Regions from separate parts of the Homo sapiens genome. Here region 1 is linked to region 2. A link is an interaction called in ENCODE POLR2A ChIA-PET data of the cell type or tissue named here. Cell type or tissue: PC-9. All regions are shown on one strand.

The links. Peaks named below come from ENCODE experiments on the same cell type or tissue, not always from the same donor. Only the 100,000 strongest peaks of a DNase experiment are listed, where the experiment ranks them.
Region 1: POLR2A ChIA-PET joins it to region 2 with 6 read pairs; 6 of 35 experiments call an interaction of 5 or more read pairs at or near these places.

The regions. Positions count from the first base shown.
Region 1 is chr1:112,377,178-112,385,177 of GRCh38, reverse strand. No RefSeq gene overlaps it. Among named protein-coding and RNA genes, the nearest start is that of CTTNBP2NL, 15 kb to the left of the region's middle. In PC-9, no CTCF peak of the experiment used is centred here; no DNase peak of the experiment used is centred here; H3K27me3 peaks cover 1,227 bases.
Region 2 is chr1:112,524,994-112,532,993 of GRCh38, reverse strand. It overlaps WNT2B (Wnt family member 2B), which reads right to left. Exons shown (of 5, transcript NM_024494.3): 5 at 2,829-8,000. ST7L (suppression of tumorigenicity 7 like) reads left to right here. Exons shown (of 15, transcript NM_017744.5): 15 at 6,883-8,000. The coding sequence ends at 6,981. Among named protein-coding and RNA genes, the nearest start is that of WNT2B, 20 kb to the right of the region's middle. In PC-9, no CTCF peak of the experiment used is centred here; a DNase peak (open chromatin) is centred at 3,493; H3K27ac peaks cover 1,372 bases.

The DNA of each region.
Region 1 (8,000 bases), 150 kb after region 2:
GTGGCACAAGCATCTGCTCAGCTTCTGGTGAGGCCTCAGGAAGCTTTTACTAATGGTGGAAGACAAAGGGGGAGCAGGCATGTCACATGGCAAGATAGGGAGCAAGAGAGAAGAGCAGGAGGTCCAGGCTCTTTTTAATGATCAGATCTCATGGTAACTAATAGAATGAAACTTCAGTCATGACCATGGGGAGGGCACCAAGCAATTCATGAGGCATCCATCCTCGTGACTCAAATATCTCCCATTAAGCCCCACCTCCAACATTGGAGATCACATTTCAACCTGAGATTTGGAGGGGACAAACATCCAAACTATATTAATGGCTATGGTTCCTTCTTCAAAATTCCTGTAACTTTGTCATGCAGAGCAAGTTAATTTCTTATTGCCCTAACCTTTCTTATCTCAGCTCTCTTCAGGGGCCCTCACTTTTTATAGCCAGATAAGCCCAAGAAGTCACCTTCTTCAGCAAAGGAATTGATTTGTACTGTCCTTGGAGGTCAGCTGGCTTAAACTGCGGCCGGCTTCTGTGATAATATTCTTATTTATTTTCCTGTTGTATAGGCAAACAGATAATGAGAATATTGTAGGTGAAGTACCATGCTATTAGTAGAAGTATTGACTAGGCATAGCCTTCAGTGGTGTACGAGGAAAGAGACCATTCTTTAAGGAAGAACTGCTTGACTGTTGTATAACATAGTGGAGCGGGCGTCACTTTAGAGCCAGACCTACCAGCTGTGTGATCTGGGCATGTCGCTCAAGTACTTTGAGTTTCAAATCCCTTATCCATAACATGGAGGAAATAATAATGTGTTTCACAGGGTTGTAGTAAAGATTAAATGAGATACCAAGCCATTTATTGATACCTTTTTCTCCCTGCCACCAATCTATCACCAAGTCCTGTCAGTTTCACCTTTTACATTTCTCAAATCCCTCTATGTCTGTTTCTACCACCACCATCACCTTGTTCTGCCCATTTTCTTGTCATGACAATAGCACTGGCAATCTAACTAGTCTTCCAGCATTCCTTCTCACCCCCTCCAGCCTGTTCTCCGTAGAGCAATCTGAGTAGATTTTGAGAAAACACAATCTGATCATGTCATATCACTTCCTTCCCAATTAGAACTTCTCAGTGCTCTTAGGATAACTGGATTTACAAAGCCTTGACTGCTGCTTATCTCTCCAGAATAAGCCAGAGCAGATCTGCCCCCTCACTCTCTGTGCCCCAGCCAACTGGTGACAAAGACTCTCTCCTTGACCAAACTTTAGACAAGCTGCTAAGTGAAATAAGCCAGTCATGGAAAGATAAATACTGCATGATTCCACCTGTGTGAGGCACCTAAAATAGTCAAACTCTCCCAGGCTGTTGGAATGAAATAAAATAAAAGAGTCAAACTCATAGAAGCAAAGAGTGGAATGCCAGGGGCTGAGGGGAGGGGGAGGTGGGGAGTTACTAATCAATGTGCATGCATACAGTTTTAGTCCAGCAAGATGAATAAGCTCTAGAGATCTGCTGTATGATATCATACCTATGGTCAACAGTAATGTTCTGTACACTTAAACATTTATTTAGAGGTTAGATCTCATTTTAAGTGTTCTTACCACACGTACACAAAAGCAGGGTGCTGGATGCCTCTGTTCTGGGACATGACTTCTACTTCCACCTCCTGCACAATTCTCCCTGAGACACTCCCTGCTCCCTGTTCCCACCTTGCAGCTTCTCCTCTTCCCCTTGCAGTCTCACTCCTGCCTGCAAGTGAAACTGCACCCTTAAGATTTGCAAACACCATCTTGTTGATAAACTGTGTGGATATGCCTGGCCCCGAACTTGTGCCCCATGAAGCCTTAGACACTGTTTTTCTTTTCCTTTTCTCTTGGCGGCCCTGAGGACATCAAGCTTTCCTGCTCAGTCTCTCCCATCTCTGCTCGTTCCAACTCTTTGTGGCCTGTTTTTTTCTTTTTTCCTTTCTTTTCTTTTTCTTTTCTTTTTTTTTTTTTTTTTTGAGACAGAGTCTCACTGTTGCCCAGGCTGGAGTGCAATGGCACGATCTCGGCTCACTGCAACCTCTGCCTCCTGGGTTCAAGCAATTCTCCTGCCTCAGCCTCCCAAGTAGCTGGGATTACAGGCATGCACCACCATGCCTGGCTAATTATATATATATATATATTTTTTAGTAGAGATGGGGTTTCTCCATGTTGGTCAGGCTGGTCTCGAACTCCCAACCTCAGGTGATCTACCCACCTCAGCCTCCCAAAGTGCTGGGATTACAGGCGTGAGCCACCCCACCCAGCCCATGGCCAGTATTTTTCTTCGTATTTTCTTGTGAGGAGAGACACTAACACTGGATTATGTGGCCAGTTCTTTTTTTCTTTTCTTTACTTTTTTCTATTTTTTTTTTGCTTTGAGGCAGGGTCTCGCTCTGTCACTCAGGCTGGAGTGTAATGGTGGAATCATAGCTCACTGCAGTCTCCACCTTCTGGGCTCAAGTGATCTTCCCACTTCAGCCTCCTGAGTAGCTGGGACCACAGACGCATGCGACCATGCCCAGGTAATTTTTTTTTTTTTTTTGAGACAGAATTTTGCTCTTGTTGCCCAGGCTAGAGTGCAATGGTGTGATCTTGGCTCACTGCAACCTCTGCCTCCTGGGTTCAAGTGATTCTCCTGCCTCAGCCTCCCGAGTCCGAGTAGCTGGGATTACAGGCATGTGCCACCACACCCAGCTAATTTCGTATTTTTAGTAGAGATGGGGTTTCTGTATGTTGGTCAGGCTGGTCTTGAACTCCTGACCTCAGGTGATCTGTTTGCCTCGGTTTCCCAAAGTTCTGGGATTACAGGCGTGAGCCACTGAATCCAGCCCATGCCCAGCTAATTAAAAAAATTTTTTTTTCTACAGACAGGATCTCCCTACATTGCCCAAGCTGGTCTCGAACTCAGATCTTCCCACCTTGGCCTCCCAAAGTGCTGGGATTACAGGCATGAGCCACCATGCCTGGTCTTGCAAATTCTTCCACTTCCCACTCTACAGACTCCCCTGGGTAAGCCATCTAACCAGCTGGCCTAATTACCATCTCTACATGGGTGATTCCCAAATTTATGTCTCTTGCCCACGTCTCTCTCCTGAGCTCCAGACTCAGATGGGACATCTCTCTGGCATCCATGACCCTTCTTTCCCCTCACCCACCACATCTTCCTCATCACCAAGTCCTGCCAGTTCTACCTCCTTGATATACCAAGTCTTTCTGCATCTCTAGTCACCACCTTAGTTCAAGCCTGCTTCCTCCCTCTGATGGATCCTGGCAACAGCATTCTGTCTGAGTTTCCTGTGTTTGCTCTGGCTCTTGCCTCTTCAAACCATTTCTGCATGGCAGCACTAATGATTTTTGTAAAGTGAAAATTTGATCAGGTCACTTCTCTGCTTAAGTTCCTAGTAAGCCATGAGCTTCCCATTAACTTCAGGACAAAGTGCAAATGTGAGCATGTCAGTAACATCCCTTCTTGATCTGGCCTTTGTATATATTTCTAGCTCCAACTTTTGCTCCTTCCCTGACCCCAGGCAACACTAACCCTACTGAACTATGTGAATTCATTGTGATTTCTTTGGCCTTAGGACCATCTGATTTGCTGTTCTGCCTGAACCAGATTTTCCTGGTCCTTCCAGTCTAGATAAAATACCCTTTCTTCAGCACTCTCCTCAGATGTCACTTCCTCCAGGAAGCTTTCCATGATCTCTTAATGCCTGATTAGATACCACTCCCACCTCTATACCAATTGTTCTCAATGCACCCTGTACCTGTACTCCTTGTCTTTTTAGTTGTATCTTTGTTTCCCTCAGACTGAAAGTTTCCTTGGGGCACGTCCTCTGCCTGTTTCATTCTGTATTCCTAGTTTGTAGCATGGTGCCTGGCACATAGTAGGCATTAATAATACTTATTAAATGAAAGAACACTTGATTTCCTAAAGCTTTATCATAGCTTACCACAATGGTTAAGGACAAGGATATTGAAGCCAGTTGCCTCTGTTGGCAAATCCTGGCTCAGATACTGACTATATGTGTACCCTTGGGCAAGCTACTCAACCTCTCCTGCTTTGGTCTGATTACTTTGAAAACATTTCTTAGCTCATGAGATTGCTTTGAGGATCAAATAGATTAACGTTTATATGCCTGGCATAAAATAAGTGCCATATAAATAGGATAACTTATTCTACTTTATGACCAAACATGATACTTTTGAGAGTGAAGCGGTTGCAATTAGTAATTATGCCAGGAAAATAGATGTTAATTGGGACCGTCCTGGGCTAACAGGGACATTTGGTTACCCTGTATATAAGAGCTCTTAGGTAAATAAACGTTTTCATCTTTGTTGCTTTTGTTTTTCCGTGTCTATTTTCCTATAGTGATTAGCAGTTAATTCTTCCAATCATAAAAGCTTGTATGTTTGTCTTTAGAGACAACAGAGAAAAGGACTTGGGGGACAGGGTCCCAAGGTTCAGAGTTGGTAGGGTACCATTAAAGAAACAGAAATGAAGTTGAATTCTTAGGCTCTGAGTATAGAAAAAAAGGGGAGCCTTTACACCCCACTGAAGCTGAGTAGGCTGTATGGGTTTGACAATAGAAGGTCACGTGGTTTCCTGATGTGTAGTATGATTTCAAGGGGTCCAGCCTTTCCTGGAGCCTTGTCTGGGGAAGATTTGTGAGTGAGGCAAACTGTGCCAATCTGCTTGACATGTTTTTGCTGTCTGGTCATTGAGTTTGCTGTTTTCTTTCAAACTGTTTCAGAAACATGTAGTTCCATTTGCTTCCCCAACAGGGAGTTCTTTTCATTACCTTAAAATAGTTGTTTTTATGAACTGGGATAAACACCTAGTGTGCAGAAGTTTTGTTGCATGGTTATTACAATTTGAATTCTATTATTTCTCCTGCTTACCTGGGGAAGAGAAAAATACACCTTCTAAACACAGTTTTCCTTTTCCTTCTTCTGGTTTTCCAGACAGATGCACTGTCAGATAACGCACCTTACAGCTGGCTACATCTGCCCAGAATACCAATTGCAGGCAGTTCTGGCGGTGACCATGATGTTGGAAGGGGGAAAGAAGGGGAAGAGGAGAGCAGCTTTTCTTATCTTGAAATACTGAAGCCTGTCAATCTGAGCAGGTGCCATTCAGAGATGTGTGCCAACTCCATTCTCACCCTCTCTCCATCTGGGGTGGGAGTGGAGGTAGTAGTGGGGAGGAGAAAGGAATAAGAGAATGAACTAACATTTGTGAAAATAATTTCCACAAAGCATGTTGGTCACGTGCTTAATAATATAGGCGAGTGAGAGAGAATTGAAGACATATTTGGCTGTTAGTTATTTCACATTTCATTCATTCAACAAATAATATATAAAGTGTTTACTATGTGTCAGCCACAGCGCATCAATGCATATGAAGAATATTGTATAGGGCAAGGCACAATGGCTCACGCCTGTAATCCCAGCACTTTGGGAGGATGAGGCAGGTGGATCACTTGCGGCCAGGAGTTTGAGCCCCAGCCTGGCCAATATGGCAAAACCGTGTCTCTACTAAAAATGCAAAAATTAGCCAGGGATGGTGGTGCATGCCTGTAATCCCAGCTACTTGGGAGGCTGAGGCACGAGAGTCACTTGAACCTGAGAGGTGGAGGTTGCAGTGAGCCGAGGTTGCAGTGAGCCAAGATTGCACCACTGCACTCTAGCCTGGGCAACAGAGTGTGACTCTATCTCAAAAGAAAAAAAGAAAAAGTAAAAAAGAAAAAAAATAAAGAATATTGTATGAAAGGTAGGCTTAAAGTTATGTGTGGTAATTTTTTTTTTTTTTTTTTTTTAGAGACAGAATCTTTCTCTGTAACCCAGGCTGGAGTAGAGTGGCACAGTCATAGCTCACTGCAGCCTCGAACTCCTGGGCTCAAGCGATACTCCCACCTCAGCCTCTTGAGTAACTAAGACTACAGGCACATGCCACTATGCCTGGCTAATTAAAACAAATTTTTTTTTTTTTTTTTTTTTTTTTTTTTTGTAGAGATGTGGGCGTGCTATATTTCCCAGGCTGGTCTTGAACTCCTGGGCTCCTGGCCTATAAGGCATGAGCCACTGCTTCTGGCCTATGTGTGGTAATTGTCTTAGTTTTGGACATGTTGAGCTTGAGATAAAGATTTTCCATTAAGCATTTGGATATAGCTATCTGGAGCTCAGGGGAAAAGTCTGTGCAAGAAATGTAGATTTGGGAACGATCCTCAAATAGGTGGTAGTTATAACACGAATACTGAGTGAAATAATTATGGTTATATGAGGGAGAAGAAGAGGATCAAGAATGGAACATCAAGTAACCCCTGAGTTTCAAAGGGAAATATGAAGAATTTATAAAGAAGATTAAGGAGTACTCTCCAGAGATGTTGGTGGAGAATCAGGAGAGAGGGATTAATTTAATTATATTTTTTCTACTTCGTTTTAAAAAATCAACTCTATTGAGATGTAATTTACATACAACCAATGCACCTATTTTTAATGTACAGTTCCCAGAGAGATGCCACCATCAGATGCTACCACCTGAGCAGCTGACAGGCAGTTCTGGTGCAGTTTTGACAAGTATATACACTCTTGTAGCCCCCACTGAAGATATAGAACATTTCCTTTGTATTAAAAGCTCCCTCCAAAGTAACACCAATTATTTCCAAACTATTCCAAAAGATGAATAGGAGAGAATTATTTCTAACTCATTCCATAAGATAAGCATTACTCTAATACAAAAACCATATAAGGATACAACAACAACAAAAATAAAACTACAGGCCAATATTCCTGATGAACATGGATGCAAAAATTCTCAACAAAATACTAGCAAACATAATCCAACAATGCATTAAAAAGATAACACAGCTGGGCACGGTGGCTCACGCCTGTAATCCCAGAACTTTGGGAGGCTGAGACGGGCGGATCACGAGGTCAGGAGATTGAGACCTCCTGGCTAACACGGTAAAACCCCGTCTCTACTAAAAATACAAAAAAATTAGCCGAGCATGGTGGTGGGCGCCTGTAGTCCCAGCTACTTGGGAGGCTGAGGCAGGAGAATGGTGTGAACCCAGGAGGCGGAGCTTGCAGTGAGCAGAGATCGCGCCACTGCACTCCAGCCTGGGCAACAGAGCGAGACTCCATCTCAAAAAAAAAAATAATAATAACACACCAGAATCAAGTGGGATTTATTCCAGGGATGCAAGGATGGTTCAGCATACACAAATCAAGAAATGTGATACACCAAATTGTACAACAGAATAAAGAACAAAACCATATGATCATCTCAATAGATGCATAAAACAGCATTTGATAAAATTCAACATCTCTTTATAATAAAAACTTACAACAAACTAGGTATAGAAGAAACATACTTCAAAACAATAAAGGCCATATATGACAAACCCATAGTTAACATCATGCTGAACTGAAAGCCTTTCCTATAAGATCTGAAACAAGACAAAGATGCCCACTTTCACCACTTTTATTCAACATAGCACTGGAAGCCTTAGCCAGAACAATTAAGCAGGAGAAAGAAATAAGGGGAACTCAAACTGGAAAGGAAGAAGTAAAATTGTCCCTGTTTACAGATGACATGATCTTATATTTAGAAAGTCCTAAAGACTCCGCAAAAAAAACTGTTAGAATACAAGAATTCAGTAAAGTTGCAGGACACAAAATCAACATACAAAAATCAGCAGCATTTCTATATGCCAACAGCAAACAATCTGAAAAAGGATACATCAAGAAAGCAATCTCATTTACAATAGCTAAAAAATTAATAATAAAATACCTAGGAATAAATTTAACCAAAGAAGTGAAAGATCTCTACAATTAAAACTATAAAACACTGAGGAAAGACATTGAAGAGGAAACACACACACAATGGAAAGATATCCCACGTTCATGGATTGGAAGAATTAGTATTCTTAAAATGTCCATACTACCCAAAGCAACTTATAGATTATATGCAGTTC
Region 2 (8,000 bases):
ATAAACTGAACATAATAAACTTTTGGTCTAAAATATCATAACCTATAACTTTTTTCCCTAAAGTAGGAATTTTAGGTAGCAGAGGTACTTCTAGTAATTGTATCAATAGGTAGGAAACTTGGGTGTGTTCCTTAATGCTCATGAGGCCTCAATAAAATATTGGGTTTTAATTGGGTGTTCTATCTGAATTTGAGGAAATCATAAAATTATCTTTGTTCTGTAATAACATTAAGATTGTCTTAAGTCTGTCTTGACAGTAGCCAGCTTCAAGGAGAGAAATTATTTGGGATTCAATAATACTTAACAAAATTAAGAGTAGGATATTCAGAGAATGCAGATCACATAATCACCTTCTGACCTCACTCTGTAATTTCAAGCATTCTAGAAATAAAACTGTTCAAAGTGTAGAAAAGGGCTATGTTTCCTTTAAACATCCTTGCAGATGACCAATGTGACAGAGAAAGATGCAGCTTAGGGGACAGTTGGAGAAGGGAGCACATTCCCACACTCTTTGTTAGGAACATGCCAGCTCTCGTCTTCATTTATTCAATATGCTGCAGTCCCAGTTTCTTTCTGAAGCCAGAGCTCATGCTTTTACTCCCAGGTAGCAGCAGCTTTACAATTAAATTTTAATCCGACAGTGTTGTTAGACTCCTATCAAGAGTACAGCCACAGCTGTTCTTGGCAGGCAAATACATTGCTGGTTTTCCTTCAGTCACAGTGAGATAGAAAAATGTTCTCTGTCTAGGGTGTGGACGAAGGCACTTTACTAATCTTATGCATAATTCATCCTTGGTTGCTGGGGCACTCAAAGTTGAAACTTTGCCCTCTGATAAAATTCAGCTGGATGTTTTTTATTTATTAGACTCTGATCCCTTTAGGGGTTTAGCCCTTATTGCGAGCCCAGGGATTCTAATTTGGCTAAGCCCTAGCTGTGAAGACTTTTCTTACTAATTTGCCCTTGGTGAATTTTAGCTCTTGTAATACCACCTTTAAAAAACAAAAAACAAAAACTGCAGTAGAACATGCAGTTCAGAGAGTCCTGGATAACCTGAAAAGAGTCTTCTTTGAATGTTGGCTTATTGAATGGAAGGACTCCAATAGGGCCTGTCTTGATTTGTTTTCAAAGTTTAGATTTGTAAAGAGCCTCAGCAAATTAAAACATGGTTTTAATTGTCCTATAACATGCTAAAATATGGTAATGATTGTCCTATAACATATAACAGGTCTTTGCATTTCAAATTCATTGGGTACCTGTGAAGTATAAAATATAATCCCTGTTCATAAGTAACTCATAGTCTAGTGGTAGGGGGTTTGAGATGGGCATGAAGATGTATTAGTATAAGGTGGAAGCTATTGCCACAATAGATGAGTTCATCCTTGAATATTCATTTATTTGACTGGAAGGGAATGGTGAGTTATTTTCACACGGCTCCCGTAAGATATAGTGACCCAAAAGGTCAGTCTAGACTAATAGATTATGCTTCCTTTCAGAAGAATTTATTCGGTTAGGTCAAGCAAGAACATATAGAAAGAGATATCTTTATTCTTTTCCAAATATGTGATGTGGAGTACTTTCATCTTTATACTCAGCAGCTGGAATTCATCTTTTTGTAAGCAGTGTTATTTATTATAATGTTTATATGAATATAATTTATCAAAAAATGGAGAGCTCCACAATTCAAAATTTAAGAAATGTCTCACCTCAGATTCACAGAGTAATTGCCTTAGACAAAAGCTCTACACTCATACATTTTATATACCTCTTTTATATCCTCTCATTCCTAATAATGACAGATTAATAAGAACTAATAGCCATCCTGGTTTTCAGTATGAAACAATGTGATTTCATGTGAAGAAGAATAGAATAGTAAGAGTTAGGACCAAAATTACTTAGTTCTTTGGGCATGTGAGAGAATAGGAAAGAGCTACCCAGAATTTTCCAGAGCTCACTTGATAATGTCAAGAGCTGCAGCTGGCAGTCACTGATTCTGAAAATAGGCACACATCATGTTAATCAAAAAACTAAATAAAAGGATATTGGGATAAGGCACTAAAATAAAGTTCCTTTTGCCCTTTCTTTATAGCTGGGTTTTGCTGATCAATTCTGCATTTTTTGGCAATTCTACCTCTTTACAGGGAGAACCACCAGTATTATTTTCTCTTTAAGTAACTGAAAAAATATTTCCTATCTTTATTGAGCTGTCTCATTAAAGTAACAGACTAGCTGGATCACTGGGGATATGACTTTGGGATATATGTTTTAAAATAGGCACAGAGGCTGGGTGCGGTGGCTCACTCCTGTAATCCCAACACTTTGGGAGGCCGAGGTGGGTAGATCATCTGAGGTCAGGAGTTTGAGACCAGCCTGGCCAACATGGTGAAACCTTGTCTCTACTAAAAACACAAAAATTAGCCTGATGTGGTGGCAGGCGCCTGTAATCCCAGCTACTCAGGAGGCTGAGGCAGGAGAATTGCTTGAACCTGGGAGGCGAAGGTTGCAGTGAGCCAAGATCACGCCACTGCACTCCAGCCCTAGTGACAGAGCGAGAATCCATCTCAAAAAACAAACAAAAAGGCACAGAACCTCTCCTTGAGTTTATACAAATTAGGCATGTAATCAGTAAATATGGTAAAATATGGTAAAATGTAATCAGTAAATATGGTAAAATGGTAGAAGAGCAGGCCCAAGGCTAAATTCTAAACTACTCATGCAAATATTATAATAATACTAGAGAGTTGTAGAATGTACTGATTAAACTAGTGTTGCAGTAGAAGAAAGGAAGATAAACTATTTGAACAACAACTTGGAGGCAGAAAACTGGGGATTCGGCTTTGGAATTTACTTTATTGGTAATTATTACTTCTCTAGCTTGTCGCTCACTTCTCTGAGCTTGTCACACCTACTGGAATAAGCAGAAATTGTTATTCTTTGCCTAGGTTAACAAAATACACATCTCCAGATAGTAAGTTAGTTGCATGATGGCATCTTCTAATTCAGAGGTCTGATTTGTAGCATATTGGTAAGGAGGCACATTCATATTTCTGGGTGGTAGGGAGCCCACTTTCATCCATTCATCTGCATTCCTGTTCAAACTAGCAACTGTGTCTGCTAACATTAGGTTCCCAGAAAAAAGATGTAAGTAAACCCCAGTTCCACTGAGCTCCTGTGAAGGTACCACCTCCATAGAACTTGGTTGAAAATAATGAGCATAGTTACCTTTTTTTTTTTTTTTTTTTTTAACTTTTATCTTTTGGATGGCATTGAGAGTAACCTTCTGTTTTTTTGGCCTCAAGTTCCATATTGAATTTTTTAAAATTGCATTTTGAGCAATAACATTTCCCTGGTTGCTTAACCAGTTATACAAGTTGAGACTTCTGTCTCTATGCCTATCTTATAATAGCTTCTCTGGGAGAACAGATGAAAAATAAGCCAGTTAGATATTTTATGAGTATTGAAATCCTTTCCATTCAGAAATGTAAATAAAACAACCAGCATGAGCAATCAGCTTATGTCAGATTCCATGGGTTTGTATTACATAGGGAAATTACAGTGCAACCTGAAACATGCTTCTTAATGAATTCATAGTGCTGTCACAGTTGAATGTAAACCCTTGAGCTTTTCTTTTGTGAAGGGTTTCAGAAATCACCCTTTATAAACTACCTAGGGGAGGGAAGAGAACTAAGATGATACTAACAAATGCTATCACTGGTTTTGTGGCTGCCTCCCTTACAGCACCAAATTTTGCCAGTTAAGTAAAGCAGAAACCTAGAATATGGCACACGTTTTGGCTTATTCAGTGTACACACACACACAAACACACAAACACACACACACTCAGTGCCACACTGGGTCAGACCCATAGTTCAATACTCTGTTTCTGAAAGTGGCACCAGGGAACTGCTTTGGAAGAATAAGATTGCCCTTATGGTTTTTATCCTCAGAAGTTAGGGAAGTTTGGTTAAGAAGTATGACAAAAGCCCCATAAGTAGCGATTTTTACCTTTAGCAAATGCAGGAAAATAGACACCTAACTAGAGATCATGAAGTTAGAATTTGTCTCCTTCTTTGGCTGCTACTTCAGCCCCTGGTAGTAAATTAGAATAAAGTTCCTCATTTATTAGTGAGCTGGTTTTGCAGTCTCTAAAGCTCTTTTGCAGCTCTTCTATTCACTATGGCCTCAGATACGATAAATCTGCTAGCTGCAAAAATTCAATATACCAAGTAGAATATGTAGGACCAGTCAAGTTTTAAGTTTGGGAGTGAGGAAAAGCAGCATGTATTTTCTATTTTAAATTATTTTCTTTTCACATTCTAATTTCTTAAGGGTTTGGCTTGATTTATGCCAGGTTCTGGGCCTGTAAGCCTACATTAATGTATCACAGTACTGGATAGGATATTTGATATCTCTTACTTAGCCCAGAATCTCAAATGATAAGGAGCTGTAGTTAATGATATGTAGCATTTTGTTGAACTTTACAGTGTAGATCTCTGTTAGTCCCTGGGTCTGTAACAAATGGACTCATCCTTGTGCTTTTCCATAGGTGCCCTGATGTTTACTGACATAAATCAAGATACTATGTGGCTCTATAGGGGATGCTGAACCATTTGACAGTCTAGGTGCACACAGTCACCTCACATTATTTAAGCCCTGATCTCAGCATTCTAATTTCTCTGTATTCCCCAGTGTATATAATGTGTACTTGCTTGAAATTCCTTATATATTGCTTGTACATTCCTGCTTCTAAGTTTCAGCACATACCAGTTCCCTCTATTTAGAATGCCTTCTTCTGACTGCCCTCAGTCAGTTCATAAAACACATAAAGCTATCTTTTAAAAATTCAACTCAAAAGTCACCTCCTGTGGAATGCCATCTCTGCTTAATCTCATTAACCTAATTCCTTTATTCTCAGACTTCTGCTTCCTAGTCCATTAAACTGTTTCATTTTATTGTAATTGTTGCTTCTGTATATTGTCACCCAGTAAGCATAATTATTCTAGGAATGATCATCTTCCTCCAGCCTCTTGTGTCTACTTATTACACACAAATATTTTGAAGGCCTATTGATGACCTTTTCAGTTTCCCCAGAGTTCCAGTTCACCTTCCTTACTGTTTCCTTTTACTTCATAGTTACATTCCTAAAGAAGCAGCGCATGTGTTCAGGGTTGGCCTCCACCTCAGCATGTGTGTGGCAGCCTGCTGAATAGATCCCTACAATTGGGAAGGAGTTAACCCTCTAGCTTGACAATCTCTGCATTCTACTTAGACACCTTCAAGAAGTAGATGTGAGACCAGGAGTAGACCTGAAAATGGGAGTAGGTAAATTTCCACGGAAAGCCAAGTTAGCTTTTTCCTTCCTTTATACACAAGACCTATGAAGCTGCTGTCATCAGCAGCTCATTCAACACTCTCCTGCTCTGCCTCTTTTCCAGGAGTCAGGGTTAGTTTAAGAAAAAGCCTCTTGCAAGAAGCCATGACCTCGTACTTTTATCCCCTCCATCTGGTGTGTGGCCTCATGGGGCTGTGCTGCTATGCAGGAGGTGAGCAATGGAATTCTTTAGATGATGACTTCTGAGCCCACATGCAGAGGCAGTTGGGGGTGGGAAGCAGGGAGAACAGTGAGAGCCAAGATCGATGGACCAAAAAATAAAGTCTGCCTTGGGGAAGTCCTGACTATAGGTAGACTGTTTTCATGAGGTGTTCTTCTCCTAGCTCAAGTAGGGGCCCAGGTCAGGGAGCTGCAGCATCCCAGAGCTATGATTGATGAACATTGTACTTTTCCCTTCTGTCTTAACAGTTGGGGTGCAGGATTAGGATAGGTAGCCTATGCTGTCTCTAACAGAAAACATTACAGGATTGAACAGAAGAGTTCCCCTTGCATACGTCATCTTTTGGAGCTGCTCTTACTCACTGTCTTGCGCCTAAACAGAGGTCCAGATTTTGGATGGGAAAACAAAGAGGGGTTGAGAGCAGCAAGTGTTTGATCAAGTGAAAATCTGCTGTCTGCCTCATCTCATGGGTTTCTCTGCAGGATTGAGACCCCTTGCCTTGGTGTACACAAATTGCTTGCATCAGCTTGAGATCCCAGGACCTTTGCCAGGCCACGGGTAGGCATCTGTCTGGCTTGGGATGGGAGTTTCTTAGGACACTTATTCCCTCATCTTGCTTTCCTAACCCAGGAGTTGACGTCATTTTTAAAAGGAGTGAAATCTCAAAGAAAATTCTAATACATACCTTCTTTTTTTTTTTTTTTGTGACGGAGTCTCGCTCTGTCTCCCAGGCTGGAGTGCAGTGGTGCATCTTGGCTCACTGCAAGCTCTGCCTCCTGGGTTCACGCCATTCTCCTGCCTCAGCCTCCCCAGTAGCTGGGACTACAGGCGCCCGCCACCAGGCCCGGCTAATTTTTTTGTATTTTTAGTAGAGACAGGGTTTCACCGTGTTAGCCAGGATGGTCTCAATCTCCTGACCTCGTGATCTGCCCCACCTCGGCCTCCCAAAGTGCTGGGATTACAGGCATGAGCCACTGCACCCGGCCTCTGATACATATTTTCAAAGCCTTAATAATTTTCTGTCATGACTACTTCTACTGTGTCTATACATTTAGCATAATTTCAAAAGGACTAGATAAAATTTTTAATGTTAATCTGAAGGGGAAAAAAGGAGTAGAATTAGGAGCCAGAGTTGTTTAAATGTGGAATATGTTGTATAGTGGTCACATGGTACTGGTGGTAATAGTGGCAGAAATGGCAAAAGAGCCATTGGTTGATAAGGTTCAGGAGGGCCTAGGCTGTTCCTTTGTAAACTGTGCTCAGATATACTCTCTTGGCTGTCCTGGGACTCCTACAGGGCTTGAACATTTTGTATCAATTTCTGTTTTGAAGGTGCTGGGACTCTGGTGCCCCCAACCCTGGGCATCCTCAGGCTTTGAGGAGAATACACAGGATTTGAAGTCAGAAGACCTAGGTTTGAGTTCTGGCTGAGCCACGCACTGTTCATGTGACCTTGGACAAATCACCAAATTTTTCTGAACAGCATCTGTAAAGTGACAGTAACCCCTACCTCACAGGGTTGTTGTGAGGATTACATATATGCTAAAGCATTTTGCATATGAAAAAGCTTCTTATGAATATTGTTATTCCTAGGCAAACCCCCCTTGGAAGCTGTCAAAAAGGACAACTGTAGATGAAATTGTCTTCCTTTTTTCTTCATTCAGCTTAGCCTTTCTGTTTGGCCAGGGCTACTTACAGGGGCTGTTGGGGTTGAAGTCAAGTCACCGCATTTTGGCTCCTTTGGTCAAAGAGAAAGAACTCTAATGTCCAGCTGCTCCATCGATATACTCATAGAATGGAAGTGAGCAAAGGAAAATTTTAAGCCAGGATAGTTAACCGTTAGGGGGCCAGTGGGAGAATGCTTGCCTTGCATTTGCACATCCAGAATGACTAAAACATCTTAAGTAAATGAGGAATAGCCACCGAGATGCTCAGAGATAATATAAGCCATGAGTGGGAAGTGGGAAAATGAGTTTGTCAACGCCCTCTCTTTTCTATCCCTTTACCTTTGAGGTCAGGGACAGGGCATATTACTGACACCCCACTGGCTATTGCCCTATACCTGCCAATCACCCAAAGAAAATAATAGCTTCTGAGAAAGCTCAATTCACTGTAGCAACTGTGATATATTTACCCTAATAAAGCCACCACTTGGTCTTTTCCAGTGCTTCTCTCTTATGGAGATCATCCCTGGAATCCAAAGCTCTCCAGTTTTCTAACCCAGTTAAGAGTTAAAAACAACCACAGGTCATGAGCAGTAGGCTTGGCAGTTATACCCCATGCAGTCATAGGAGACTGCTCCATCATTCTCAGCACATAGGGTGCACATCTCACTATCTCTGGCATGAACCAGCCTTGCGAACTTATACAGTCTCAGCCACTCTGCTTTGATGGTAATTCTTCACCACTGATCTCTCCTCACCATGCCCTTCCTGCATCCTTCCCCCAAC